Regions from separate parts of the Homo sapiens genome. Here region 2 is linked to region 1. Evidence: read pairs that join two places in POLR2A ChIA-PET (ENCODE). Cell type or tissue: HepG2. All regions are shown on one strand. Region 1 holds the start of RCOR2 (REST corepressor 2). Region 2 has its middle 10 kb from the start of SPINDOC.

The links. ChIA-PET counts read pairs that join two places held together with the same protein. Peaks named below come from ENCODE experiments on the same cell type or tissue, not always from the same donor. Only the 100,000 strongest peaks of a DNase experiment are listed, where the experiment ranks them.
Region 2: POLR2A ChIA-PET joins it to region 1 with 5 read pairs; 8 of 35 experiments call an interaction of 5 or more read pairs at or near these places.

Annotation. Positions count from the first base shown.
Region 1 is chr11:63,915,839-63,918,338 of GRCh38, reverse strand. It overlaps RCOR2 (REST corepressor 2), which reads left to right and starts at 1,175. Exons shown (of 12, transcript NM_173587.4): 1 at 1,175-2,009. The coding sequence starts at 1,883. RefSeq lists silencers at 297-346, 1,024-1,083, 1,224-1,343 and an enhancer at 1,435-2,098. In HepG2, a CTCF peak has its summit at 1,792 (motif pointing left); DNase peaks (open chromatin) are centred at 418, 1,148 and 1,788; H3K4me3 peaks cover 1,701 bases.
Region 2 is chr11:63,801,975-63,804,474 of GRCh38, reverse strand. No RefSeq gene overlaps it. Among named protein-coding and RNA genes, the nearest start is that of SPINDOC, 10 kb to the left of the region's middle. In HepG2, no CTCF peak of the experiment used is centred here; no DNase peak of the experiment used is centred here.

The DNA.
Region 1 (2,500 bases):
CCGCAACACCCCGGCCACTCGGCCGCAGGCAGCGGGTGGGGGCAGGGATCCCTGGCTGGGCCCTAGGCTGCTTCTAAATTTAGGAATCTGATTACAGAGTGGACCAGGAAGGGAAGGGAGAGGAGGGCGCGAGTGCGGGCTCGGCTCAGTCTGGGCACAGCGGGGTGTGCCTGGGTGGAGGTGTGTCCAGGAGACTGGGGCTCCGGGTGGGAGGGGCGGCGGGCGGGGGCTTCAGCTTGTGTGCGCTGCAGCACGTGCCCCGGGCGGCGGGGACGGGCACGGGCGCAGCTCGCAGGCTCGGAGCCGCCGCCGGTGTGTGCGCTGGCTCTTTGTGTGCCTGGCAGGGTGGCTGGGTCTGGCTTTGAAAGTCTCTGCCCACCCCCTCCCCCATCTCCGTCTGTGCCGCTCTACCCGCTTCCCTGTCTGTCACTCTGCCCGTGCTTGTCCGGGGGGAGGGGGATGCTGCTTCCAGCTGGGGTGACAGTGAACCCAGTGGGGAGGAGACCCAGCTCCTCTCTCCCCTGCAGCCCAGACCTTCCCCTACACCTCCCACTCCCCATCCCTCAGCCCTTGCTACCACTGTTTAGGGGTGCATACTGCAGCAGTTAAAGGGAATTGGGGCGACCCTTGGGGACCCACAGATCCACCAGAAGCCAGCCTCTGGCTGGGTAGCTCTTGGAGGAATTCATTCCTTGCCTGTCCAGCCTCCCATCCGTTCTGGCCCCCAAGGGCGCATAAGGGGGGTCCCCCCTGCGGAAGGGGGGGCGGGGAGTTCCTTGGCAGGAAGGGAAATGGAAGGAAAAGCTGGGCTCCACCCGGGCGGGCGGGCAGGCGGCCCCAGGGCCCCCGGGGCAGGCGGCAGTAACCCGAGCCCACTGGTGTGTGGTGTTGGTGTGCGCGTGGGTGGGGCTGACCCCTGGCTACTCCTGGGGGGCAGTGGGGTCTCCCCCAGGGGCAAGTCTGGGAGCCCAGGGACGCGAGGGGAGCCCCCGCAGCGGGACGCGCGCCCCACCAGGGTCCTGATCCCACCCCCTGGAGGTCTGGCCCCGGCCCCCTGGCCCCGCCCCCCGGGCCCTCCCTCCCACCCCAGGGCCAGATGTTCAGCTGGCGGAGGCATCGGCTGGGGGAGGGGTGCTGAGGCCGCAGCCGGCACTACTTCCCTGCCAGCAGCTTCATTGTGTGCGCGAGGAGCGAGCGGCGGCGGAGAGCGGGCGAGCAAGCGGCATCCCGAGCGCGGCGGGGAGAGCGAGCGCGCCGGGGAGGGTGCGAGGCGGCACCCGCGGCTGCGCTCCGCCCGCCTCCCGGCAACTCTGCCCAGCGCCGCGCGCCGTGCGCGCCGTCCCGCCGCCGTCGCCGCCGCCGCCGCCGCCGGTGCCCCGGCCGGCTGCCGTCGCGGGCAGGGGTCTGCTTAGGACACGGGTCCCCGCCCGGGGACTGGGGCATCCCCGGCGCAGCTGAGAGGCGCAGAGCCCGGGGGGCGCAGATTGCGCTCCAGCGCCCAGCCGCTGAACGGCGTGGGCAGGTGGGCGGTGGGGTTCCAGGGCGCCCCGAGGACAGGGGGCCCCGACTTCAGGGGAACCCCAACCCTGAGGGGCGTACATAGTAATCACGCCCCAGCCGCACCGGACCTTGCGCTCATCCCTTGCGTCCCCCACTTCTGCACAAACTTTTCTGACGCCCTGGCTCGTGGGGGTCGTGGAGAGCGCTGGGGCTACCAGGTGGGCTCCCACCCCGCCGGACCCTAGCCACGCTGACCTCCTGCCTCTCCTAACCTCAGTGGCGACCTCTCCAGGCCGGGCCGGGCTCGGCACTCGGAGCGAGTGCGGCAACCACTGTCGCTCTCCGAAGGCTCCTGCGCCCCCCGGGGCAGCTGGGCGGGGTAATGCCCTCAGTGATGGAGAAGCCGAGCGCGGGCTCTGGGATCCTGTCCCGTAGCCGGGCCAAGACGGTGCCCAACGGCGGACAGCCCCACTCGGAGGATGACAGCAGCGAGGAGGAGCACTCGCACGGTGAGCCCGGTGGCCTAGGGTTAAAGGCGCGCCGGCCTGGGGGGAGCGGAGTGGGGCGGGAGGGGGAAGAGTTGCAGACCACGAGCCTGTTACACTGATGGCTCCTGCCTCTCCTGGATTGGAGCCTCTGCGTTGCTTCTCCCACAAACCCAGGCTGCCGGCACAGCCAATCTGGAACCTGGGCCCCTAGCTGCTGTGGAGGCGTCCTGCCGGCCCCTGCCCTGCCCTCACCCCCTCAGGGACCGAGGCATCCCTCCCTTGCATAGAGTGGGTCCCTCATACCTTGCCACCTTGCAGGGGACTGAGGTCTGGCTGGAGCAGGGACTGGAGAGACACCTCCACACAGAGCTGTGAGGCTCCTGTGGTGGGAAGGAGCCTTGGGTTCCTTGCAGGGCTGTGGTCCAGGTCTAGGGGCTGCCCTCCAACCCCGCTCCCCTCCCCCGGAACAAAGCACCCTGCTTGGCCTGGGCTCTAAAACTGTCCCCTTGTCC
Region 2 (2,500 bases), 110 kb after region 1:
TTTCTCCTCCTCTGTCCACGTGTGTGTTCAATGCTAGGCACTGTTTACATCCTCGTATCACCAAATGACTTTCTGCCCTGCACGTTGGTGTAATAAAATGAGGTGAGTCAGATTGGCGGGCATAGAATTATTCCTGGAAGCTGTTCCTACTTTTTTGTTAAAGTATCCTGTATTGTCTGATATTTTTGCTTTTATAATCAGAATTTAAAATGCCATTTCTATTTTTTAAGAAAAGACCTGGCCAGGCATGATCCAGCACTTTGGGAAGTCAAGATGGGCGGATCACTTGAGGTCAGGAGTTCGAGAGCAGCCTGGCCAACATGGTGAAACCCTGTCTCTACTAAAAATACAAAAATTAACCTGGTGTGGTGGTGGGTGCCTGTAATCCCAGCTACTTGGGAGGCTGAGGCAGAAGAATCGCTCGAACCTGGGAGGCAGAGGTTGCAGTTAGCCAAGATTGTGCCACTGCACTCCAGCCTGGGCGACAAAGCGAGACTCCGTCTCGGAAAAAAGAAAAAAAGACCCTATCACGCCTGTAATCCCTGCACTTCGGGAGGCCCGAGGCGGGTGGATCACCTGAGGTCAGGAGTTTGAGACCAGCCCAGCCAACATGATGAAACCCCGTCTCTACTAAAAATACAAAGAATTAGCTGGGCATGGTGGCGCGTGCCTATAATCCCAGGTACTCAGAAGGCTGAGGCAGGAGAATTGCTTGAACCCAGGAGGTGGAGGTTGCGGTGAGCCGAGATCGTGCCACTGCACTCCAGCCTGGGCAACAAGAGCAAAACTCCATCTCAAAAATACCCCCCAAAACCAAAAAAACACAAGATGCTAATGCAGCAGAATTAGACAAAATAGATCGATTCTTATCTTTTTATGTGTGTTTATCTCACTCTGTCACTCAGGCTGGAGTACAGTGGCACGAACATGGCTCACTGCAGCCTCAACCTCCTGGGCTCAAGCAGTTCTCCCACCTTAGCCCCCTTAGTAGCTGGGACTACAGGCACATCCCACCACGTCCAGCTAATTTTTATATTTTTTTGGTAGAGGCAGGGTTCTGCCATGTTCTGCCACTTGAACTGCTGAGCTCAAGTGATCCTCCCACCTCGGCTTCCCAAAGTGCTAGGATTACAAGCGTGAGTCACCATGCCTGGCCTGATGAATCCTTCTTGACCTGCTCCCTAAAGGTCTCGTAGAGCAAGAATGGCAAGCATTTGTTCTGAGTTGGTTGGCTTATTGTTTCCAGCTATCCCACCCCCTCCTATAATTAGATTATATGTCCAGCCCCATTACCTTGCTTTTCAGTGCCTCAAATGAGACAGTGAATGTTTCCCCACCCTTGTGACTGTGGACGTGACCATGTGACTTGCCTTGGCCAATGGGGCGTGAACAGACATGAAGTAAGCAGTAATCTTAGCTGAGGCGTTGTAGTAATTGTATGGTGTGTGCTTGGTTTCTATTGCGTGTGCCATCCATCTGAGAAGAGCATGCCCTAGGGATATGCTGCTTCTTCAGCTTGGGTCCTGGAATGAGAGACACCTGGAGTAGACTGGAACCTAACTCACAGTACAGCTGGGCCAAGTACAGTTGAGCCCAGCTAGCCTAGTGCAGCCACAGTTGACCTACAGACCTATAAGAAAGAAATGTTTGCTGCCGTAAATGACTAAGTTCCAGGGTTGTTGGTTACACAACATTGCCACAACAAAAAGCTGACTAATACTCCAGACACTGCATTCTCTCCCCAAATCCCCCCCGCCCCCTTTTTTTTTTTTAATTTTATGGGCCTGGCAGGCCGGGTGCAGTGGCTCACACCTGGAATCCCAGCACTTTGGGAGGCCTAGGTGGGTGGATCACCTGAGGTCAGGAGTTTAAGACCAGCCTGGCCAACATGGTGAAACCCTGTCTTTACTAAAAATACAAAAATTAGCCGGGCGTGGTGGTGAGCACCTGTAATCCCAGCTACTCGGGTGGCTGAGGCAGAGAGAAATGCTTAAAACCCTGAAGGCAGAGGTTGCAGTGAGCTGAGATCACACCACTGCACTCCAGCTTGGGTGATAGAGTGAGACTCCGTCTCAAAAAAAAAAAAAAAAAAAAAGGTATGGGCCTGGCGTGGTGGCTCATGCCCGTAATCCCAGCACTTTGGGAGACCGAGGTGGGCGGATCACCTGAGGTCAGGAGGTCGAGACCAGCGTGTTGAACATGGTGAAACCCTGTCTTTACTAAAAGTAAAAAAAATCAGCTGGGCATGGTGGCGGGCACCTGTAATCCCAGCTACTCAGGAGGCTGAGGTAGGAGAGTCACTGCTTGAACCCAGGAGGCGGAAGTTGCAGTAAGCCGAGATCGAGACACTGCATTCCAGCCTGAGCGACAGAGAGAGCCATCTCAAAAATTAATTAAATAAATAGATAAATACATAAATAAATTTTATGGAGATAAGAGTGGTGCCAGGGAGACCTCCCGGTTTGCCCAGCATTGAGAGGTTTCCCAGAATTTGAGATTT